Regions from separate parts of the Homo sapiens genome. Here region 1 is linked to region 2. A link is a loop called in an ENCODE intact Hi-C map of the cell type or tissue named here. Cell type or tissue: B cell. All regions are shown on one strand. Links, peaks and the distances in the headings refer to the core of each region. The heading gives the core; the rest is flanking DNA.

What was found. Peaks named below come from ENCODE experiments on the same cell type or tissue, not always from the same donor. Only the 100,000 strongest peaks of a DNase experiment are listed, where the experiment ranks them.
Region 1: a loop joins it to region 2, with 2.3 times the contacts of the local background. A loop is called at or near these places in 2 of 110 quality-filtered maps.

Annotation. Positions count from the first base shown.
Region 1 is chr7:1,921,398-1,933,559 of GRCh38, reverse strand. The region is part of intron 17 of MAD1L1 (mitotic arrest deficient 1 like 1); the gene reads left to right. Among named protein-coding and RNA genes, the nearest start is that of MIR4655, 83 kb to the right of the region's middle. RefSeq lists enhancers at 1,477-1,646, 1,900-2,848. In B cell, for the core only: no CTCF peak of the experiment used is centred there; DNase peaks (open chromatin) are centred at 5,019, 5,419, 6,509 and 7,459; H3K4me3 peaks cover 924 bases; H3K27ac peaks cover 3,153 bases.
Region 2 is chr7:2,065,891-2,078,052 of GRCh38, reverse strand. MAD1L1 (mitotic arrest deficient 1 like 1) reads left to right here. Exons shown (of 19, transcript NM_001013836.2): 12 at 8,715-8,859. Among named protein-coding and RNA genes, the nearest start is that of SNORA114, 17 kb to the left of the region's middle. RefSeq lists enhancers at 4,084-4,584, 4,604-5,157, 5,695-5,844, 7,330-7,884, 7,885-8,440. In B cell, for the core only: no CTCF peak of the experiment used is centred there; DNase peaks (open chromatin) are centred at 5,852 and 6,612; H3K27ac peaks cover 987 bases.

The DNA.
Region 1 (12,162 bases), core at 2,410-10,409, 140 kb after region 2:
CAGACCACGCGGATGCTCAGCGCGTTTGTGGACCGCTGCTCTGGAGAGGGCTGGCAAGGTCCCTGGACAGACCCAAGTCAGGACAACAGGCTTGAACTGAGCCCGGATTGATAGATGCAGGTGTGGGCCTGGATCGCACACCCCCGCCACGTGCCCTGCAGAACACGGGCAGCAGGTGTGACCCTGTAGGCTATGGTGGAAAGACCTCCCTGTGTATCCGAGCAGCCCAGAAGGACCTGGCGTTGGCAGTTCCCCAGCTCGACAGCTCCCATGGATCGCTCCCTGGGGAAAACCGTGGCAGACGGCTCCATGCTCCTACCCGGAGTATCCCTGGGCCCCTAGTGCCCTCCCCTAGTGAGGAGCTGATACCCAGGGATTGTCAGACAGCCCAAGGGAAAGGACAGGAAACGAGCAGGGAAAACAGAGCACAGCGAAACGCAGAGAAACACAGCGTCAGCGGGGAGGGAACCCACTGTCCCAGCAAAGAAAATCTCCAAAAACTGTCTCCTGGATCTCCTCAGAGAGAAGACGGGGCTTCAGCAACCAAACAACAGGGCAGCTTAACACACACCAAGAGAAAGCAGTGAGCAGGGGGAAGGCAAAAGTAGGGAACAGTGAATGGAAATCTAAGAAGATTTGTAAAGTAACGTTGAGAAAGTCTGAAAGTAAAGACAACGAGATGGAAAACAGGAGAAGAGAAGTAAGAACATTAGAGGTACAGCCCACTGTCTGAACAACAGGAACATGGAAGGAGGGAACAGGGAAAAAGCAGATGATAACAGAAGTGCCTCAAGGACGTCTCCCTGAAGGAAGGACGCAGCTCCCTGCCTCCCGGGAGAGGCTCAGACTGGGCTGTCTGTGGTTGGGGATAGACCCGCACAGTGTGCGGCAGCATGAAGATTCAGGACACAGGACGAAAGGAAGACCCTGAGAACTTCAGAGAAGAAACACAGAGGTCACTTGTCAAAGGATCCGGGATCAGTCATCTAGCGTTTCCTAGCAGCAGCACCTCCGAGTTTCTAGCAGAGTGACCTGCATCTCGGGATCTCATAGCCCCCCAGCCCCACATCAGGTCTGAAGGAAGAAGTACGGGCATCTGCAGGGTTCAAGGCCTTAAAAACTTGACGGCCCCGCACCGTCTCTCAGGAAGCTGGCAGAGGATGCACTCCCAAAGGATGAGGGAGTAAACCAGGAAAGAGTGTGGCTGTGGCACGCAGAGCAGACCACAGGGGCTTCTGCCGCGGAAGCAGAGAAGGAGGCCTCAGGCCTGGGGAGCAGCCGGCAGGGGCCAGAACAGGCCAGAGGTTCTGGGATATAGAGCAGAGAAGGAAGCCTTAGGCCTGGGGAGCAGCTGGCAGGGGCCAGAACGGGCCAGAGTTTCTGGGATATAGAGCAGAGAAGGAAGCCCCCAGCCTGGGCAGCCTCCAGCGGGGGCTGGAACCCACCAGAGATTCTAGGACAGAACCTGGTGCGTTGGGTGTCATGATGCGGACCGGAGCTTTCCACACGTGTGTGCCAGGCGTGGGCTGCCATGGACGTTGGTCCCCAGGTCCCTGGGTCACTCTTTGGCAGCCTCCTCCTTCCCTGCGTGCCACACACATTTCTCAGGTTTTAGGTTTGCTGCCCCGCACAAAAAGACTGGGAAGCACCTGTGTAGACAGCTGGCAAAGAGGGATGGCTGCCAAGAGCCATGAGCACCTAGAAGGCTGAGTGCGTGGGAAGCAGGACGACCATTGGCTCTGGGGACAGCAGAGTTGCATGAGAAGCAGCAGAAGCAGCAGTGTCCTGCATTCTGAGCTGGCCCTGAGCAGCCTCACACAGTCGTAAGGGAGCTGAGGCCTGATCTGAACACAGCCCTGAGCCTCATATTAAGAAAGGGGACCAGGAGGAGGGAGACGCGTGTTGCAGGGTGGGAGGGAGGGAGAGCTGAAGCCTCGCTGTCTCTCGGGAAGTCAGCAGGACGTCCGAGCGCTCAAGTCCAGAAGGAGCCACAGAATGTGTATTCCAGAGAAATGCAGTTAATACCGACATGATCGGCTGAGAGGTGAACATGGTGGACTCTGGAGAGAAAGGAAGGAAATGAGAAGTGTGGAGACCGCTGTTCCCTGACACACCCCACAGAATTCCTGGGCTCTTAACTCATGTGCATGTAAATCTAAAGTTAAAAAGAGAAAAGTCCAGGTCACGCCGCTTGCTGCCAGAGAGGGCTGTCCCCTCCCCATTCTCCAGATGAGGAGCAAGGGTGTGCCCGCAGTGTCAGCAGACCCTTGACGTGGACCCCACGACGCGCCCTCGCTCCTGTGACCGTGCGTGGGGTGAGGAGTTGGGGGTGTTCCCGTGGTGTCAGCAGACCCTTGACGTGGACCCCACGACGCGCCCTCGCTCCTGTGACCGTGCGTGGGGTGAGGAGTTGGGGGTGTTCCCACAGCATCAGCAGACCCTTGACATGGACCCCATGATGCGCCCTCGCTCCTGTGACCGTGGGTGGGGTGAGGAGTTGGGGGTGTTCCCGTGGTGTCAGCAGACCCTTGACGTGGACCCCACGACGCGCCCTCGCTCCTGTGACCGTGGGTAGGCTGCCTGCACAGTCCCTGCAAAGGGTGAGATGGCAGGTGTGAGCCTGAGACAGAGACGGATGCTCCTCCCCGGCCTGGCTGGCCCTGAGCATGGGTTAGGGGTGGGTCTCCTGGGTCACGAGAGAGACCAGGGTAAGTTGTGAGGGCTTCAGGCCAGCAGGTCTGCAGATGGCAGGCCTGTCACTGGCTTAAGGGGGAGCCGCGTGGCCTGAGACAGCGCCCAGTGTCCCACCAGGAAGCAAGTCCCAGGGGAGTCCCCTCACACCCTGATCACCCAGCATCTCGGGGGTCAGCAGATGTCTCTTCCTGCTCTGGGGAATCAGGGCCCCCAAGGAACAAGGTGAAGGGGATGTGACGGTGGGACGAAGCAAGGGGACACGTGGCAGTGGGGTGGGCGAGGGGACGCAGCGGTGAGGTGGGGTGAGCGGACACGGTGGTGGGATGGGGTGAGGGGACGTGGCAGTGGGGACGGGGCGAGGGGACGTGGCAGTGGGGGATGGGGCGAGGGGACGTGGCAGTGGGGGATGGGGCGAGGGGACGTGGCAGTGGGGACGGGGCGAGGGGACGTGGCAGTGGGGACGGGGCGAGGGGACGTGGCACTGGGGGATGGGGCGAGGGGACGTGGCACTGGGGGATGGGGCGAGGGGACCTGGCACTGGGGACGGGGCGAGGGGACATGGCATTGGGGGATGGGGCGAGGTGACGTGGCATCGGGGACTGTGCGAGGGGACGTGGCAGTGGGGACGGGGCGAGGGGACGTGGCAGTGGGGACGGGGCGAGGGGACGTGGCAGTGTGGACGTGGTGGTGGGATGTGGCAGTAGGGGACGGGATGAGGGGTTGTGGCAGTGGGGACGGGATGAGGGGACGTGGCAGTGGGGGCAGGGCGAGGGGACGTGGCAGTGGGGACGGGGCGAGGGGACGTGGCAGTGTGGACGTGGTGGTGGGATGTGGCAGTAGGGGACGGGATGAGGGGTTGTGGCAGTGGGGACGGGATGAGGGGACGTGGCAGTGGGGACGGGGCGAGGGGACGTGGCAGTGGGGGACGGGGCGAGGGGACGTGGCAGTGTGGACGTGGTGGTGGGATGTGGCAGTAGGGGACGGGATGAGGGGTTGTGGCAGTGGGGACGGGATGAGGGGACGTGGCAGTGGGGACGGGGCAGGGGACGTGGCAGTGGGGACGGGGCGAGGGGACGTGGCAGTGGGGACGGGGCGAGGGGACGTGGCAGTGGGGACGGGGCGAGGGGACGTGGCAGTGGGGGATGGGCGAGGGGACGTGGCAGCGGGGCTGCAGAGTCAAGAGCTCCCTTTCGTGTTTGCCACGGCTTCCCCAAGGGCTGTCTCTGGTGTGGGCCCCAGACCTCCGGTCAGAGAAGACACAGAAACACATAAAGAGGCCCCTGCTCTCGGGGATCTGAGTCCCTGCTCGGAAGTTCAGGCAGGAACACCCTTGTGATTTTCCTGGTGTCTTTGACAAGGCAGTCACTAAACAACCCTTGCCATCGGCACGGGCCCTTGGCGGATAGGAGCCCCAAAGCCCGGCCTCCCGTGCTGGCTCTGACTCCTCACTCAGCCCCCCTGCCACGTCCAGGCTGGGCCAGGGAGATTGTTAATTGCAGCTTAATTAGGGAATGCATTAATATTAAAATAATCTTAGCAGCACATTGAAGGTGATCAAATTTGTCACTGCCTGTGTGGGCACAGCTGATCCTAGAGGTGTCTTTGGGGAGGAGGGAGGCAGGGGGAGGATGGAGGAGCGAGGAAGAGGGAGAAGAGATACCAGGGAGGAGAAGGGAGGAGGTGGAAGAAAAGAGGGGAGGCCCGGGAGGGGAGGAGGGAGGGGAAGATGGTTGGCCACAGAGTTGCTCTGCCTGGAATCCACCTGCTCGGCCTCAGGGAGGAGGGTGCCCTCGAGGGGAGGCCTGGTTTGGTGTCCCTGCCTGGGCTGAGGACGGGAGCAGTGACTGCCTTTCTGTTGCGTCCTGTGCACTGCTTCTGTCTGTATCGGCGCGTGTCCTCTGCAGTCTCAGGACTCACACTTTTCCTGCTTGGCTGGCGCTGGCCCCACAGGTGGCCTCAGTGAGGTGCCCTAATGGCTGCTCCGTGGACCACCAGGACAAGCACTGTGGAGAGCTACCCATTGGCCTGGCAGTGCCAAGCCAGCTGTGCCCTCCCACGGCCAGAAATCAGTGCCCAGCTCTCACGTGGCACAGGCCTGTGTTTACGTCATGCCCCCACCCCGTGCCACCTGGGCAGGGCCGCCACCTGCCCACGCCTCTGTTTGCTCAGTACAAACACCGTGCAATGCCGACAGCTGAGCGGTTCAAATGGGATGGGGGTGCAGGGGCTCCAGCCCTGTTCGGCAGTTAGTGGGAGTTGGAGAAGAAGGGCTGGCGTCTGAAGTGCAGGACCATGCCTGTTTGGCCCAGTCCTGTGCCAAGCTGAGATCGTCTGCCTGGGTCCTGCCATCTAGGGACCTGCAGGTCATGGGGAACAGTCTCAGGTGTGGCAGGAGTTCCGTCGTGGGCTCCTCTAGGGACCGGTGGGTCGTGGGGAGCAGTGTCAAGTGTGGCAATTCTGTCGTGGGCTCCTCTAGGGACTGGTGGGTGGTGGGGAGCAGTGTCTGGCGTGGCAGGAGTTCCGTCGTGGGCTCCTCTAGGGACCGGCGGGTCGTCGGGAGCAGTGTCAGGTGTGGCAGTTCTGTCGTGGGCTCCTCTAGGGACTGGCGGGTGGTGGGGAGCAGTGTCTGGCGTGGCAGGAGTTCCGTCGTGGGCTCCTTTAGGGACCGGCGGGTGGTGGGGAACAGTCTCAGGCGTGGCGGGAGTTCCGTCATGGGCTCCTCTAGGGACCGGCGGGTCGTGGGGAGCAGCAGCAGGTGTGGCAGGTGTTCCGTCGTGGGCTCCGACTGTAGTGCTGGAGACAGAAGTGATGTGACGTCAGCCAAGGCCTCGGGCACGAGCTGGTGGCTCTCCACTGTCTGGAGAAGTAGCTGCCCCCCACGTGCTGCTTGGTGCTGCCTATTTTTTAATTGAATTGTTAGTATTGAGTTTGGGGTGAATCCAAGTTGAGTATATAGCTGATAAATATCTTCTCCCAGCCCGTGACGAGCCTCTTCATTTTCTGACCCTGTGTTCCTCGGAGCAAATGCTTTTCATCTGGGTGCATGCTGATGATCAGGTTTTCTTTTATAGGGGTCAGATCCAGAAACTCTCTGCATAACTCCAGGCCAAACATATTTTTTCTTGTTTTCTACTAAAAGGTTTTAAGTTCACATTTAAATCTGTGACCCATTTTGAGTTAGTTTTTGCCCATGGTGTGAGCTTGAGTTCAAGCTACTTTTCTTTTTTGTTTTTATATGGATGTCCAATTGTGCCATTATTATTGAACTGACTGTCCTGCCACCATTGAATTATGTTTGCACCTTTGTCCAAAACCAGTTGGCCATGCGTTATGGGGGTCTCTTTCTACACCTTCTCTTCTGTTCCCTTGATCTAAGCGTCTGTTCCTTTGCTGTTAATAACACCCCACGGTATTGATTACTGTAGCTTCGTAGTAAGTCTCGAAATCAGCAGCACAATCCCCCACTTTATGGACAAGATTTACATTCAGCTTGTCTTTACCTGCAAAACGCCTGCTCAGATTTTTAGAGGAATTACTGCATCTGTCAGTCAGTCTGGGGAGCATCTACATCTTGGTTGCAGTGAGTCTTCCGATACATGAACACAATGTAGCTCTCCATTTATTTACGTTCTTCTTATTTTCTTTCATCCACATTTTGTGGTTTTCACCGTACCCACCCACCCCTTTTTTGTTAGAAATACACATGGTTTTGTTGGTTTTATTGTTAGTGTTGGAGCTATGTAATTATTTGTAGGCTTGTTTTTATGGGTCCCAGGTGTTCAGTGCGTGTGTGTAGATGTATGACGGATGTTTATGCTGGCTTTGTAACCCATGACCTTGCTGAACTCACTTCTTACATCTGGGTTAGTTGCTGTTTTGATTTTGTTTTCTAATCCTTTGCAGTCATAGCACCTGTGAATAGGGACAGTTTTGCTTATTTTGTTAAGATCCATATGTCTTCTATTTTGTTTTCTTGCTGTGTTGCCCTGTCTAGGACCTTAGTATGGTGCTGAGTAGGAGATGGGGCAACAGAGATCCTGGCCTTTCTCCTCACCTTGCAGGGAGAGCAGTCCATCCTCCTCCATGAGGCGTGCTGCTAGCTGCAGTTTATTTGTGGTTTTTCCTTATCAAGCTGAAAACGCTCTTTCCATTCTTAGTTTGCTGAGAGTGTTTATCATGTAGGATGTTGGCGTCTGTCAGATGCTTTTCCTGCATCAATTGATGGGATCGTATGTTTTTTTTCCCTTACACCGTTAGTGTGATTGACAGTGTGTCATTGTGATTTTTTTGGGAAGTTTCCAACGTTGAGCCAACTCTGCATTCCTGGAATAAACCCCCCCCTTGGTTATGGCATAGTATTTTTACATGTTGCTGAGTTCATCTTGCTGACATCGTCAGTAATCTTCACGTCTGTGTTCATATTGGTCTGTAGCTTTCTTGTACTGCCCTTGTCTGGTTGTAGTATACACGTAATGAATGAAGTGAATTGGAAGTATTCCCCCTTTTATGTCCTAGAGGAGATTATATAGAATTGGTGTTACTTCTTTAAATGTTTTGTAGAATTTGCTGGTGAAACCATCTGGGCCTAGGGATTGTGGTTGTGGCAGGTTCTAATCATTACAGGAATAGTGAGTTCTTTCATCTCAGCTGAATGTTGGTAGAATGTAGGTTTTGGGGTTTTTTTTATTGTGAGGAACTGGTTCATTATATCTGTGATCAAATGTATGAGCAGTGAATTGTCTGTGCTCTTGCCTCGCTGATTTTATCGTGCCTGCTGGGTTCGTAGCGGTACTCCTTCCTTCCTGATACTGGTCGTTTATGTCTTTTTTTTTCTTTTTTCTTTTTTTGTCTGTTAGCCTTTCTGGAGATGTATAAATTTCACTGATCTCCTTAGAGACCTAGTTTTTGGTTTCATTGATATTTTGCTGTTGTAGTTTTGTGTTTCCTTCCTTCTGCCTGCTTTAGTTTTAGTTTGCTCTCCTTTTTTTCTGGCCTCTTCAGGTGGAAGATTAGATTGCATATTTGAGATCTTTTCTGCTTTCCAACGTAAGCGTTCCGTGTTAGAAATTTGCATCTGAGTGCTGCATTAGCAGCATTTCACACATTTTGATAATGTTGTATTTTTATGTGTGTTCAGTTCAAAACATTTTCAAATTTCCATTAAGATGTACCATAGTTTGAACGTGGCCTCCAAAGTCCACGTGTTGGAAACTTCATCCCAGAGTGATGGTGTTGGGAGGTGGGGCCTCCTGGGAGGCGTTGAGGTCACGTGGGCTCCACCTTGGTGAGTGGATTCGTGCTGTTGTAAAAGGGGCTTCTGTTAGTTGGCTCTCTGTATCTGCCCTCCTGCCGTCCACCATGTGATGGCGCCTCAGGAAAGCCCTTGCCAGAAGCTGGTGCCTTGATCTCGGACTTGCCAGCCTCCAGAACTGTGAGCCTATAAACTTCGGGTCGTTATAAATTAATCTCAGGTATTCTGTGATAGCGCCGCCAATAGACTAGGATGCCTGCTGTGATCCATACAGATTTAGAAGGATGCTTTTTAATTTCAAAGTGTCTCTCCCTGATTTTCTGGGTAATTTCTGTTCAATTTCATTATGTTGAGGGAACGCACTTTCTACGATTCACTTTCTTTGCAATTTAAAGTTTATTTGGTAGCTGATAATTTGATAACCTCAAAATGTCCCATGTGCACCTGATAGGTATGTGTGTTCTGCCGATTAATAGATGTGTTTTGGCCATTTATAGTTAATGTAATTTTTTATGCATTTGGATTTAGGTACATTTTATGATTAGTTTTCTGTTTGTCCTCCATTTTTTATTCCCGTTTTCTCTTTCCTACCTATTTCAGGTTATTTGGCCTTTTTTATACTCCATTTTGATGTATCTATGTCTTTATTATATCTATTTGTATACTTTTAAAGTGATTTTTCTGTGGTTTACAATGTGCAAGCTTAACATTTCACGGTGCACTTATAATTCATATTTTATCATTTCAGGTGGAAACGTCAGGATTTCACCACGACGTAGGCTTCTCCCTGCCTCCCTTTATGTTGTAGTAGTCCTATGTACTTACTCTCTATATGTGGAAAACCCCACCAAGAAATATTACAATTCTTGCTCTTAACTGTCATGCCTATTTTATAAAACATAAGAGGCAAAAAGTAGTTTGTGGTTTTGCCTCTTCCTTCTTTCCTGGCGTTCCTGGGTTCCCCTGGGATCATTTCTGGTTTGGCAGGACTTCCTTCGGGGCTTCTTTAGAGTAGGTTCTCTCAGCGTTTGCTTGCCCAGCAGTGTCCTCACCCCACCTCGTTACTGAAGGATACCATTGCTGGATGTGGGGTTCTGGGAGAGTGGTTCTTGTCTCCTAGCACTTTAAAAATCGACACTGTTTCCCCATCTTCTGGCTTCTGTGGTTTCTGATGAGCAACCTGCAGTCACTCAAAGAAATCTCCCCTTTCCCCTCCGTGCAGATGAGAGAGGCTTTCAGACACTCCAAGTGTGGTGGTGTTTTAAGTTAAAGGACGGGAAGGAATTCATGTGCCCACATTGTCTGCTGGGTTCCAGCGTGTGTGGGTGTAATGCCTGCCACCCTGCCGCGAGAAGGACTCCTGTGGTGATGTGCTTTCTACACCAAGCTTAGTGGCACGGCATCATCTCTAAGATACTGTGAAAAGTTAAGTCTGTGTTTTCCAATCACTTGCTTCTTGGAGCGTCTTTAAAATCTCACTCGATAATTCCAGCATCTCCGTCATCTTGGCGCCTGTTGGTCGTGTTTTCCCTGGCAGGTTTCTGTTTTCCCGGTTCTTTTCATGCTGCTTAATTTTAGATTGCATTCTGGATGTTTTGAATATCCCGAGATTCTAGGTCTTTCTTAAGTTCTCTGGAGAATGTAAATTTCTGTTGGTTTCAGCATTTCCTGATGGCACTTCCATTTCAGGCTCTTTGCCGAGTTTCCCAGGCCATTGAACCTTGTGTCCTCCACAGTCCTGGCTGGGTCCTGGTGTGGTCTAGCTCAGAGTCCAACTCTCACACCTGTGGGGTGCTGATTAGGGTCAGAGCCCCATGCCCAGCTTAGAGGGCACCTTCCAGAGCCACTCTGAGCACCCAGCACTTCCCAGGTGACCCAGGGTTCCCTTCACTGCCTTCTGGCCACAGAGCCAGGCAAGGCTTGCCCACTGTGCTGTGCAGTCAGTCCCACGGCCACAGCCGCCTTCACGGCCAACGCCAGCCACAGCGTTGGAACAGGGCAGGACATGCCCCACGCACCCTGTCTGGAGGGAGGGGCCCACTCTTGGGCTCTAGGCGTCTGTCCAGCTGTGGCTGTACCTCCGCAGGATTGCCCGGGTGCCGGGGCGGAAGAGCGCGGGGTTGCCCGGCTGCCGGGGCGGAAGAGCGCGGGGGTGCCAGGGTGCCGGGGCGGAAGAGCGCAGGATTGCCTGGGTGTCAGGGTAGAAGAGGATGGAGACAGACAGAATTTCCCACACTGCCTCTCAGGCTTCTCTTGACAAGCTGTGTGCGTCTTGTGCTCACTCCCAGGTTTTAGGGGTCCCCAAGTCCAGACTGGGTAGCACCAGGGCAAACACCCAACCAGTGACAGAAACTCCAGCAAGCTTCAACCACAGACTGCAGAACTCACCCAGTATGAAATAGATCGTCTCATTAATCCTAGAACCATTAAATAACTGAATCCACAATCAAAAAGCTTCCAAAAAAGGATATCTCCAGGCCCAGATGGTTTTCTGGTGAATTCTACCAAACACTTAAAGAAAACTTAGCACCAATTTGCCAAAACTCTCCAAGAAAACAGAAGAGGGAGCACTTCCCAACTCACTCTGTGAAGCAAGCATTTACCCCAACTTCAAAACCAGTGGCAAAACTGAAGAACACTGCGGGGCTATTTTCTGTTTTCTGAGAGTGCAAGGCTGGGTTGGTGTCGAGCGTCAGCTGGTACAATCCATCGCGTCAGCTCGCCAAAAGGAAAAATTACATGGCCAAACCAACGGATGCACAAATGCAGTCAGCGAGGCCCAACACACGTTCATGGGGAAACTCGGCAAACCAGGAGAAGCCGAGAACCCCCAAGTTTGCCAAAGAGCATCTGCAGAAACCGTGCAGCTCACCGCAGACCTGGCTGGTGAGGGACTGGGAAACGCCGACTCAGGCAGAGGCCTTCCCTCTCACCGCCTTGGTCCATGTCCCAGAGCCCCAGATGGGCAGCAGGGTGAGGAGGTCGAAGGCACACGGACTGGAAAGGCAGGACCGACCCTTTTCCTCTTCACAGGTGGCGTGATTATGTCGAAAATCACAAGATAAAAACGAGTCGAGCGAGTTCACCCGGGATTTCTGTGTGTGGCTCTTGTATCCTGCAACCTTGCTGAGCTCACTTTATGAGAAATATGTCCGTGTGTCTGTGTAGTTCTGTAAATATTACACAATAGCAGTGCACATGTGGAAACCGAAATTAAAAACATGCCGTTTCTGTTCACTCTTCTGAAGATGAAATCTGCAGGCATCACTAACACCACAGCACGCCGACAACGGCAAGCTGCTGAGGCGAGGCGTGGGAGGTCTGTGTGAATGGAGACTCTGCCTTCGTGGCTCGTGGGGTGCAGCGCAGTAAAGACGCGGCGCGGCCAGGTCCAGCTGCATGTCTCTCGCAGCTGGAAGCAGGGCGCTCGCCGCTGGGCTGGTGATGCTAGTGGTTCTGGGTTCCGACCTCAGCCCGCCTGCAGCCTGTGGCTCTCCAGGTCTGTAGTCGGCTGCTGGCTGCACTCCCTCCATCGTCAGAGCTGCCTCAGGGAGAGACAGGGCTGATTGGTTTCTTCATCTTTCCCAGAACCTGAACCCCTCGTCTTCAGGTTCTCTCTTATCTGTTAATTCCGTTGCTTTTAAGCTTAGTAAGTACTTTAGTGATTTGATAAATAATTCTATTTTCTTCTGGGCTCTTTGAGCTTATTTTTATATTTAAAGATTTAATCTACTTGAAACTTATTTTGGTGTATGGTATGAGGTCGAGATCTAAATTGATTTTTTTTCCAGATCACTAAACAATTGCCCTAGGGCCATTTATCTCAGAATCCTTCCTTCCCCGTAGATTTATACCTTCATCTTTATTAAAACTTAGGCAAAATCGGGTCTGTATTCAGATCTTTTGTTTTTTTTAATTTCATTTATCCTTTTTTTTGACTTAAAGGTTTTCTTACCTGTTTATTATTCTAAGTTAATTTTAGAATTACTTTGTCACGGCCAGGCGCGGTGGCTCATGCCTGTAATCCCAGCACTGAGGCTGAGGCGGGTGGATCACCTGAGGTCGGGAGTTCAAGACCAGCCTGGCCAACAAGGTGAAACCCTGTCTCTACTAAAAACACAAAACGCCAGGCGTGGCGGGAGGGTGTCTGTAGTCCCAGCTACAGGTACTATAGATGCTGAGGTGGGAGAATCGCCTGAACCTGGGGGATGGAGGTT
Region 2 (12,162 bases), core at 2,472-10,471:
GTTCCCTCTTAGCAAGGAGCGAATGTGGATGCCTGAACATGCTCAGTGTTGCTTCTGCCCTGTCTGGGAACCCTGGCCTTCCGGGAGAGTATTTCTGAAACCAGTTCGTGCTCCATTTAAAATTTTGCCTCTAGATCCAGGCTGCTGCGAGGCTCCCCGACGGGCGCCTGTGAACACAGCTCTGTGTACAGTTCTTGTGACTGGAGGACGAGCACGTGTGGTTTGGGAGGTTGTTCTGTCCAGCGATATCCTCTTTCAGAACCTGTGGGTGCTTCCGGAGCAGAGCAGGGCAGGCTGTCCACTGGGGCTGGAGCCTGTCCTCTGCTCCCTGCTAGCCTCCTGGATCCTTGTCTCCTGCTCCCGCGCGCCTCCTGCAGAACGGCACTGCTTTTTGTCTCGTGTACCTGCTCCAGGCCACCAGTTAGAGTTCACTGCTCCCCGCTGGGTCGCAGCCCTCCCAACCGCTGGCTCAGCCAAGCCCGTGCACTTGCTCTCTTCCTGAGAGACACATGGAACGTGTCACCTGTGTGGCAGTGCTGTTGCTTGGCCCGACTGGGGCGTCTCCCCCCAGCCCTATGGGGGTGCTCAAGGCATGGCCCTGGAGACCCTGGAGGTCAGTACAGTGGTGTCCTGGGGGACACGGTGGCTTCATGCTCATGACTCAGTCGCTCAAGGCTTGAATTTACTCATCTGTAAAATCGAGATGATTAAAAATCATACTTGTGGGTGGGTCTTGATCTATGTTCCTCAGATAGCTAAGAATAAAGGTGCTTTTAGAGATTTTGCCAAGGTTCGAATACAATTTTATTAGTATTTTCCTAGTTTCATGCCAGACGTCATCACTGAGGATCACCGTGCATGCGGCTGTGTTTACATCTTAACCCTTGAGGCCACTGGCAGGCTCACCGTGCTGCGAGCTCACCATGTCGTAACCATCTCGGGCTCACCATGCCGCGGGCTCACCAAGTCGTAACTCTGTCTTGGGCTCACCATGCCGCGGGCTCACCAAGTCGTAACTCTGTCTCGGGCTCACCGTGCCGTGAGCTCACTGTGTCATAACCGTCTCGGGCTCACCATGCTGCGGGCTCACCGTGCCGCGGGCTCACTGTGCCATAACTGTCTCGGGCTGACCATGCTGTGGGCTCACTATGTCGTAACCCTGTCTTGGGCTCACCGTGCCACAGGCTCACCATGTTGTAACCGTCTCAGGCTGACCGTGCTGCGGGCTCATCGTGTCGTAACCATCTCAGGCTCACTGTGCCGTGAGCTCACCATGTCGTAACCGTCTTGGGCTCACCATGTTGCGGGCTCACCAAGTCGTAACCCTGTCTCAGGGTCACCATGCCATGTGCTCGCTGTGTCATACCTGTGTCTCGGGCTCACTGTGCTGCAGGCTAACTGTGCTGTGGGCTCACTGTGTCATAACTGTGTTGGGGCAGTCATCAGCCCGGAAGCCTCGGTGTGACCCCATGCCCATGTGTGAACAGTGTGTCTGGGCGTTATGGGTTAGGAGACCGTCTGTGTTCGGGCTCACTTAACAAAGTACCATAGTCGGGGATCTGAACAGACGTCCGTTTCTCACAGCTGTGGAGCTGAGGAGTGCAGGATGGCAGTGCCGGGTCTGAGGAGGGCTCTCTTCCTGGTTTGCAGATGACCAGCCCCTGTCCTCACAGGGCAGAGGGAGAGGACTCGAGCTTTGTGCTGCTTACAACTTGCGCATCCCATTGGGAGCACTCCGCCCTCAGGACCGAATGCCCTCTCAGGGGCCCCCGTTTGGTCACCATCACATTGGGGATCTGGGTTTTCACAGGTGAACTTGGGACGACACAGGCATTCTGTGCACTGCCCAAAACGTGCTGGTTTTGCCCTGGGCCCGGGCGTGGCTGTGGAGGCGTCTTCATACCCTGTGGATCCACACTCCAGGCACCACTCAGCCTTGTGACTGGGGCGGGAACAGCCGCCTCATACCATCCCAAGGGTCGGATCAGGTCCCGGGAGCACACAACTGCTTCGCCTTAGACCCCAGCACCACCTGTCCTGGCCTCTCTCAGAGCCTGTCTCCCGCGGTGGCCACGCCGTGGGCTCCTGTGCTCCAGAGCCCCATGGTTTCTGGGGAGAGTCCAGTGATGCCTGTTTGTGCGATGCCTGCCCTTGCCTTGGCGGGTGCTCACAGTGGGCTGGGACTTGGGAGAAGGTAGACAAAGAGTGTGTGGGAGGAATGGGTCGTGCGTGGAAGAGCTGGCTCAGCAGTGTCTTGAGGAAGGTCGTTAAAATGTCTCCTGCCACTTTGGGATACATTGTGTCCTTTCGTTGTTCCTTGAAAGTCGGTATTCTTAGGCCGGGAGTTTCTGATGAAGATCACATTAAAGTGGCCGGCAGTGGCTGGTCACAGCGCAGATGGATGCTCAGAAGCTCAGAGCTTGTTCTTTGAGTAGAGGCTGGCTCAGAGAGCCATTGATTGATAAACATGCCTGGCTTCTCCTTGAGGAACTAAGAACTTCATTCTGAACTCCCAGAGGCTCACGGAAATGCCAGTGACCTCAGAGTTCAGTCCAAGCATGGAACTAGAGGCTTAATTTTTTGAGTTTTCTCTTCTGTACCTCAGAAGAAAGGCCGGGATTGAACAGAGAGAACATCCCCAACAGGGGAGAGCCCGCCGTCGCTGGTGCCGCTGTGGCTCAGCGTGCTGGGTCCCGGTGCCCTGCAGGGCCTGAGGGGTGGGAGGCAGAGGCCATCTTGCCGGAGCGCCTCTACCTGCACGCCTGGGTGGGCAGCACCACTTGTTGGCGGTGTCTGAAACGCTAGATGGGGGGCCTTTAGGCTGCACTCTGGGGCCGTCCACTTTGTGCCGGCCCTTCCTGCACCTCCAGGGCTTGGCTCCTAATTGCCACTTCCTCGGGTCTTCAGGACAGGGCTGCCTCTGCTGGACCTTCCCCTCCTCTCGAGACGCCGGCACCTCATGGACACATGCCAGCCTGCTCCTTGCCTTCCTGCCCCTCTGGCTCAGCCCGCTCTCCACGTCCCGTGCAGAGGCCGTTCCTGGTTTGCTCGTCCTCTTGTGACCTTGCCCATTGCTCCCGGTTGGCCCAACCTCGGGCCCACTGGGCTGACCACGAATGAGCACGCCAGCTGCCCATTGGAAGCGTCCCCGGCTCTGACACCGCCTGTCTCTGACACCACAGGCTGTCCCGCCACCCCTCCCCGAGGGCCCCCCCAGCCTCCGGTTTCCCCTCCAGTGTCAGGAGGCACCTGCTTGCTGGTTTGCTGATGGCCTGTCTTCTGCCCATTGTGGTTACTGAGTTGTTGCCTCGCAGCTCCACACTCCCTTCTCTGAGCCCTACTTTGCGGTGCCAGGGCTGCAGCCCACACCTGCGCTTCGCCAGGGAGTGCCTGTCCTGGGGGCGCTGGAGAGGGCCCGGGGTCAGCCTGCAGGCAAGTGGGGCAGCTCTTTAGCCGCTGGCCTTGCCCCCTCCCAGCAGCCTGCCAGCCTGCAGATTCCGTAGCGCCTAGAGGTGCCAGCTCCATGGGCTGCTGCCCTGTTCTCAGAGGCCTGGGTCCAGGCCCTCCAGGGTCCCCATGCAGACACCAGCATGGCCTCCCTCAGCAGCCTCAGTTCCTGTTCCATGGGGCCCATCTCTGAGTGTCTACATTTTAATGATGTCAGCCTCTGCCCCGTGTTCCCACAGCCCAAGGGCTGGGAGCTGCTTCCTGAAGTCACTGCGTCCTTGGCGCCTGAGGGTCTTCCTTCTGCTCTCGGTGACCTCAGTACCTGCACCCGCCGTGAGATTCTCTGCTCATGCCACACGCGTGGCTTCTTTGCTTGAGATTCCCACCCCAGTAGAATGGAGGCCCAGCGAGCCCAGGCTGGCTGCGGTGTTCCGTGCTGCCATCTCTGCTGCCTGGAACGGCATGTGGCCGTCCTCACCCACATCCCGTGTGCTGAACAGACTGGGTAGACTCGCCTGCCAGTCAGGTGTGAGTGGCAAACATCCCGGACATGGTTCTTGGCGAGCATTCCACAGTGTCGTCTCCTTGTCACGTCTTGGTGTTGGATTTTTACAGTCTAGTTCTGTTGTTCAGAAGATTTCAGTGTCAGCCATCAGGCCTTGGGGATGTGGCCCTGATGACGCGGGCCCGAGTGCTTGCACCTGGACGGTCCTGGAGTGGGTGTCTCTCTGCTGCCCACGCCGTCCCTCAGCCGGGAATGTGTGTTGCTCTGGTTCACTTCTCCCATCTCCGTTCATGATGTGGATTTCACTGCCAGGAAGGAGAGGTTTGCTTCACAACCTGGCGGATGAGCTTTTCCAGCCTGTGCTCAGCCCCACGCCCCTATGCCTCTGTCTACCCTCTGGGGTGCTGCAGAACACACGCTTCACGCTACATCCTGCAGCCACTGCATTTCCTCAGACCGGGTCTGTAAGGAAGCCCAGGTTCAGCTGCTCGATGCTTGACAGCCAGACACGAGAGGCGAGAGTGGCGGAGGAAGAGCAGGCGTATTCGGGGAGCCAGCGGATCGGGGAGATGGTGACCTACAGTCACAAAGACCATCTGAAGTCAGTACAGATCCCAGGCTCTAGTTATGCTAAGGGTAGGGGCAAGAGGAGGGGGTTGGGTCCAAGAGGTGACTGACGATCGTAGAGATCTGGGTGCCAGCAAGGGTCCGAGGGGTCGGGAACTGCTCTGTCCTTGGCCAGGCCACAGCACTCCTGCAGATCTTTAACAAAGCCTAGTTAGCTGTTTCCACACTTCCCCTTTGATCCCAGAGTGAGTTTTTGCATTATTACTCTTTGCTATTTTTGCATTATTATCTCAGTACTCTAAAAGCTAGGAGTAGGTAAAGACCCTTTAAGCAGTGGCGGAGGGATATGCTAGTTCTGCTGAGCCACTGTTACAGGCCGAGGGCCGGGCTTGGGGCGCCTCGGTGCCTGCCGTCCTGCCTCACCGAGGCGGCCTAGGCTGCAGAGAGTGGGATGTGGGCCTGAGGGAAGCAGCTCAGGCCACATCCAGTTCCTGGGACCCAGTCTTGGCCCCTGGCTCTATTGCACTGAGCCCTGGTCCTCAAGTGCCGGGAGCCTGGGCTCTGAAGCAAGACAGCCACTGTCCTGTGGGTGTGCGTTACTCACATCTGCTCTGCGTGGCGGGGGGACTCCAGCCCCACATGTGCCCCCACACAGATGTGAGCGCACCCTCACTCAGGATGCAGGGTGTGGGTTTGCTGGGCCCCCTTCAAGGCTGCCCAGCCATCCTGTGCTGAGCTGAGGGTGCTTCCCAGCGCAGCCCCTTACCCTTCTCTCTGGCCAGATGCCTGTGCTGTGCCTGTCACCTGAAAGACAGCACCTGTCACATTCTTGCCTTTGCACATTCTGGCTTTGAAGCAGAGTACAGGGAATGGTGGCGTTCTTCTAGTTAAATGACCACACGGAGCCGTGATTTAAAGCACTTGTGAACGTTCCCACCTGAATTCAGTGATTCAAGAGTAGATTTTACAGCCCTTGAGTATTAAATTGGCCCATGAGTAGTTTAAAATTGAACTGGGTCCCAAAGTAGCCTCATAATATGTGTTTCCCATGAGCTTTGTGCCTGCTTTTTATTTTGTCTTGCGTTTTTGGTTATGGAGCGCCTGGAGGGGGCAGGGGGGCCGCTGGCCAGTGCTGCACCTGGGGCCAGTGTCAGTGTAGGGCTTTCCGAGGCGGCTGATGGGATAGGAAAGACTCAGAACGGTTTCCTCTGCTCTCACGTCGCAGCAGTCAACACAGAAGACTCTGACCAGATGTGGGGTGTTTCCCCACCCACCAAGCAAGCAGTTGGTTCTGCCTGGGACACCAGCCGTTCAGCTCAGTCTCACTCAGTTCTGTTCTGACACTGTCTACCTGGAGGTGCTGTCAGACCCTGGGTGAGGGCTCAGTCCCCACCTTCTGGTGCTGGTCGCGAGCCGCAGGTGTGCTTCTGACCGGCCAGCTGTAAACTGGGGTTCCTACCACCCAGTTGGGATTCCCCTTGGGTTTGATAAATTTGCTGGAGTGTCTCACAGAACTCAAGGAAACGTATGTTCACCAGTTTATTATGAAGCTTACTGCGAAGGATGCAGATGAATGGATGCGCAGGGCGAGATGTGGGGGAAGGGTGCAGAGCGTCCGTGCCCTCCCCACCCTCCAGGAACAGTGGGAGCTCTCCCAGTTCCCGTGAGAAGCCTTTGGGTTTTGATGGAGGCCGCCACCCTCCGGGAAGAGTGGAAGCTCTCCTAGCTCTGGTGGAAAACCTTTGGGTTTTGATGGAGGCCACCACCCTCCAGGAACAGTGAAAGCGCTCCCTGCTCCGGTGAGAAACCTTTGGGTTTTGATGGAGGCCTTGTCAGGCGGACATAATTGACTCCGCCCCTGCTCATTGGTGAACCACTCAGCCTTCAGCCCCTCTCCTTCCCCAGCTTAGGGGTGGGGCTGAAGTCCCGAGCCTCTAGTCCGGCCTCGATCTTCCTGGTGTCCCGCCCCATCCTGCAGCTGCCCAGGGGCTGCAGCCACCGTCAGTCATTGGCACATGGAAGGCCTCAGTCGGGAAAGCCCGAGGGTTTTAGGAGCTGTGTTCTGGTAGATGGGTTGACGATCAGTTACATATTTCACAAGATCACACGCGGCTGAAATGAGACGCCCGCGTCCTGGACGCCAGTACATTGGCCCCAGTCTGTGGGCTTGTGTGGCTTCTGCTGGGGCCGGCTGAGGGTGGCCAGGTTGGGGTTCCCGCCATGCTTGGCTGGGTCAGGACCGCCACCAAGTCCCTTCTGACGTTCTGTGAGTGTTGGATTCACATTCACTTTCAACTTATCCTTTATTTCAAGACTTCTACTAAGTTACAGTTAAAAACCCCGTATTCACTTCACTCAAACATGAGTCCAGTGGAGACCACCGCCCAAGAAAGTGCCATCCCCCCAGCCCCGGGATGAAGCTTTCCCTTCCCCAAACCACCGCCCAAGAAAGCACCATCCACCAGCCCTGGGATGAAGCTTTCCCTTCCCCAAACCACCTCCCAAGAAAGCGCCATCCACCAGCCCTGGGATGAAGCTTTCCCTTCCCCAAACCACTGCCCAAGAAAGCACCATCCACCAGCCCCAGGATGAAGCTTTCCCTTCCCCAAACCACTGCCCAAGAAAGCGCCATCTGTCAGTCCAGGGATGAAACTTTTCCTCAAGTCATGCAACTAAGGCCGAGCAGAAGCAATCAATGGCTGGGAAGGTGTGAACGTGAGGGTGGAGGTCATGGCCCCATCCCACATTCCTGTTTCCAAGCAGCCTCCTGGCTCTCCCTGATGGTTGCCTCACAGGGCTGTGGTCCCTGTTAGCTTTTCTCTATCCCAGTGCTGTGTTTTATTTCCTTGAGATTTAGTTAAGATTTCCTTTGGAAAGAAGTTTGTGGTACTCAATAGAGTCGTGTGCAGCTCCCGTGTTCCAGCGCCGTTCCGCTCTGCGCCTGCCTGGGCTGTCTGAGTAGGGATGGGCCCTCCCTCCGCGGACTCGCACCCTCCCCGGTGTGGCCTCTCTTCTTTCCTGGCTGTGTCCTTTCCTGGGAGAGCTCTCGTACCTCACTGTGGAGTCCTGACTCTCCTCCTCTCGGGCGGCCTCTCATCTCTCCTGGCTGTGTCCCTTCCTGGGAGCACCTGTGTGCCCGGCTGTCCCATGTGGGAGGTGGAGTCCTGACTCACCCTCTCCCTGGGACAGCCTCTCCTCTCTGCGCCTCACTGTGCCCTTCCTGGGAGCCCCTCCCGTGAGGAGGTGGAGTCCTGGGGTTCCCGGAATCACAGAAAGCCGTTGCATCATGGGTGGGTTCTGCAGTCAGGGTCAGTGGACGCTGTCATTTGTCCGGTCCCAAGTCAGCTCCTGAAGGACAGAGAGAGAGGGGCAAGATCCAAACCCCTGAGGCCCGCTACTGCCAGGCCACGAACTCGGAAGCTCACCAAGAGTGGTTGGGAGCCACCAAAGGCTTAAAAATCGCATGACCCAGCCCCTCTCTGCTGTCTGAGGAGACAGCTTGGTGCCCAGTGGCAGAGGGGTCTAGTGAGAGCCGTTGGGAGGCTATTGTGGTAACGTAGGTGACAGGCAACGAGCACAGGGACTGAGGCAGTGGCTGTGGGGACCATGCAGGGAAAAGGGAGGTTTCAAAAGCAGAATTGAAAGGAACCATCAGCCACCCGAAGGGGCGGACAGGGAGAGGCCTCTTGGGCAGCCTGGAGTTGGCCCTGCCTCTGGCGTCGGCCCACAGGAGGCCTCTCGGGTTCCCAGTGCTTAGCGCCAGGCTGGGCTTTCAACCTCACAGAATGTTTTTAGAACAGGCCCCCCAACCAGGCGCCTGGCGCTTGCTTCCCCGCACCACGCTGCACATCTGCGGTGATTCAGAGGGGAAGCGCTGGCTCTGCAATCTCGCTCATTCAGAAGTCCCGTCTCCTGAAGGGCTGCGTCGCCGACAATTTTTCCCATTGTGTGTGGAGTTGAGCTCCCTTCCCCCTCCCTGCCGTGTTCTGGGATCACCCTGGGAGTCTATTTGAAATCCAGAAACTCCTGAAAGGCCTTAAGTAGCTATTCAGCAGTGCGGAAATGGCAGTGAGGGGGTTGCACGTGCAGCTCTATTTTAGGATGTCCTGGTGGGCTCGTTCCTGGGGTGGGGCGGGGCTTGGTGGGGTGGTCACCCCAGGCTTCATTGCTTTGCCCTCTTGTCTCTCCCATGCAGCGCCCGGGGGCTGGAGAAGGCCAGGCAGCAGCTGCAGGAGGAGCTCCGGCAGGTCAGCGGCCAGCTGTTGGAGGAGAGGAAGAAGCGCGAGACCCACGAGGCGCTGGCCCGGAGGCTCCAGAAACGGGTCCTGCTGCTCACCAAGGTGATGTATGCCCTTACATCTTGATCAGAGTCGCAGGGAGCTGCGGGTCAGTGCACACCTGGTTAGCTGGATCTCACTGTGGAGGCAGGAGTGCTGCAGCCGGGTCAGGGTTGGCACTTTGGCCCTGGGTTGCCAGGAGGGTTCTGGGAATGCCAGAGAGTGCTCAGCCCCGGTGCTCCCTGTGGGACTCTCTGGGCCTGCTGCGTGCCCCACCCTTTTCAGTTCCTCCAGCATCTCAGTGTCCACCCCTGGCCTGGTGCTGAGCTCTGGAGAGGGTTCCCTGTCACTGCGGACCCCCTGCAGGCTCCCACGTGCCTTGCAGTCAGCACCCTCATGCTTTCCCATCCAGTGATGCCATTTACACTGTGTGGGTCTTGGCCTGGGCTTGGGATGAAGGCTGTCACCTGCTTCCAGGTGTGCCCCACCTGTGGGTGGCTCCATGGCCCGACTCTAAGCCTCAGTGCCTGCGGGGGTTCTGATGCCTGGCACCGTGAGCAGAGGTCGCTGGAGCATGAAAGACGGTTTTTGTGAGTTCTGTTTAAAATGTTCCTTGGGCACTGAAATTTCAGAAGACAAGGCGGGAAAGAAGTCAATCTGTCCCCAGATGCTCTCTGGGCCAGGGCGGGTGTCCAGTTTGCTGGGCGGAGACTCCCCCTGCCTGCCTCCAGCTAGTGCTGAGTGGGCGGAGGGCTGTGCCACCCTGGCCCAGGATGCATGCTGCACCTGTCAAGTACTGGGAGTTGTGCCTCATGGATGTTTACCTGTTCTTGATCGTTTTTGATGAAAACCAAGCCTCTTTGCTGCTGGGACCTCTTGGTTGTGGAGCTTTTAGAAAATGAGTAACATTTCCGTTCCAAAGATGCTGTTTTACAGCTTCTCCAGCTCGCTCTGGGCGGCTCCATGCTGTCTCCTAAAGGAAAAGTTCACATGGGCCTAGGTCCCTCGGGCACTGACTGTGTGGGCACCCGGAACACAGGCTGAGCTGGCCCCTGCGCATAGCTCAGATGCTGACCCCAAAGCCCTGGCTTTGCAGGTGCACCCCAGACAGGGGACACTCCAAAATGTTCTCACATGGCTTTTCAGCCGGAGCTGTCTGCTGCCTCTGGCAGAGGGGACACCCAGCCCTGCTGCATGGTCAGGCACGGTACGTTTCTGTGGAGCAAGCTCTCGACCTTCCTCTGTGTTCCCTTCTCTTCCACACCGTGTCTGCTAGTGTGTGAGCTTCTAAGCAAGATGCGTGAGGTGCACGTGGCGTGGATGTGTGGGCACAGCCCTTGGAGGATTCGCTCTTCTAGCGGGGCCAGGCAGTGGCACCAGACCAGCACCTGCCACGCACCTCAACAGAGGTGGACGCCGTGGTGGTGCCGCAGAAGGGCTTTTCTCAGGAGGTGGCATTCCTGTGGGGACCCAAGAATTTCCCCTTTGCGAAAGTGTGTGTGGAGAACCACGGCGGAGGGAGAGAAGGCAGGTCATCACAAAGCGCTGCTGCAGTCACCTCGAGGCCTGGAGCGGGAGGAGACAGCGGCTTGGGCCCACAGGCCACAGCACGCGGGCTGACCACTGCGGTGGTTCGGGCTGACCACTGCGGGGGTTTGGGCTGACCACTGCGGGGGTTCAGGCAAGTGCAGCCCGACCCTGCCGCCGAGGAGAGGCCCGGGAAGCAGAGGGGGCGACACTGTGTTCTTTCAGAGTGGCGGGACACCTTAGCTCGGTGATCTTTGGGTGCGTGATGACGTGCTGTGGTCCCGTGATGCTGGAAGCTCAGAGCTTCCTGGGGGAGGAAGAGTGGGAGGGCTGGGCTGGGAGCTGGGCCTTTCTCTGGGATCTCAGATGTCCCTCATTCTCTCTGGGTCTCAGTTCTCCTTTCTGCTAAACTTTGGGCTCAGGCCTGATGACCCCGGGTGCCTGCGAACGTGGCCTGATGACCCCGGGTGCCTGCGAACGTGGCCTGATGACCCCGGGTGCCTGCGAACATGGCCTGATGACCCCGGGTGCCTGCGAACGTGGCCTGATGACCCCGGGTGCCTGCGAACGTGCTGTGTTCGGGTGGCACCCCCTTGAGTGCACCTTGTTGTTGGGCCCAGTCCCCGATTCTGGGTCGGGGCTGGGGAGTGACATCGGCCCACACCGGCCAGGCGGGCAGCACTTTGGGTTGGTCCTCCATGCGTGGCCTGGGTCTTGGCCTGGGCTACAAGTGTGGCCCCCACAGGAGGGCAGCCCCGCCCGGCCTCAGCTGAGGCTCATCCCTTGGGAACCTCCTGGTTTCTTAAGTGAGGCCAGCGGTTGGAAGCTGATGGGCAGAGTTCCCTTGACAGGTCACGTGTGGGCCTGAGTGTTCTTGTGTGCTGGGTCTGGCCTGCAGCCTGTGACCCACGCGACACTGGTGCTGCTGCCCACACCCTCTTAGTGCCAGGGCTCCCGGCCGTGATGAGGAGTTACATGCAGTCACTGGATGTCTGGTGTGGTTTTCATCCCTGTGGGGCTCCCTCATGGTCTAGTGGAGCCCCGCAGCCTTCTGGGAAGTCTGTGCCCGGCTTCCTTCCTGCCGTTGCTCTTTGATGGCCACCCCGGCCCGCTCAGGGCAGGAAGTTTCTGTTCTTCTCTGCTCTGCTTTGCAGGTGGAGAGCCTCTGGCACTTTCTGGCCCGCGCCAGCCTCACCCCGACCCTGCTGTGCTCGCGGGCCTGCTCTGTGTTAGCAAGAAGGTGGGTATTGATCGCCGGGCATGGACTGGTTGTTTATCCTGACGAAGGATTGATCCCAGTCGCCCGTGTAGCCCCAGGCCAGGGATGCAGGATCCGTCCAGCCAGCCGTGATGAAGCTGTTCACTCAGCCATCTGGAGGGAGCGGCGTGCCTGCTGCTCTGGGTCTGTGTGCCTTGGTGTCGGCCAGTGCCCACCTCAGCTCTGCATGGCAGCCCGCCCAGCTGGGGTGGTCGAGGAGCGCCTTCTCTCAAGGCGCACCCAGGAGGGCTGCGAGCCTCCGGCTGGTGGGGGCTCTGGGCCTCTGCTTCCCATTGGAGGCTCTCCTTGTGTGCTTGACATTTTAGTACACGGTGCTTGGAGTGTGTGGTTTTATTTCGAGACCTTTATTAAACGGCTCTAGTCTAAGGATTTAATTGTTACTGATAGCTAAGAGTATAATTACCTTGGTAAAATATCATGACTATTTTAAGCAGTTGAAAATTGGCTTCTGGAACTGGGTGAACACAAACCATTTTCCTGTTTGAAATGAGCCGTTTCTCCAGTGCCCCAAGCTTCCGCAGTATGGCTGCAGAGTCTTGTTTCTGGAATATCAGTGATAC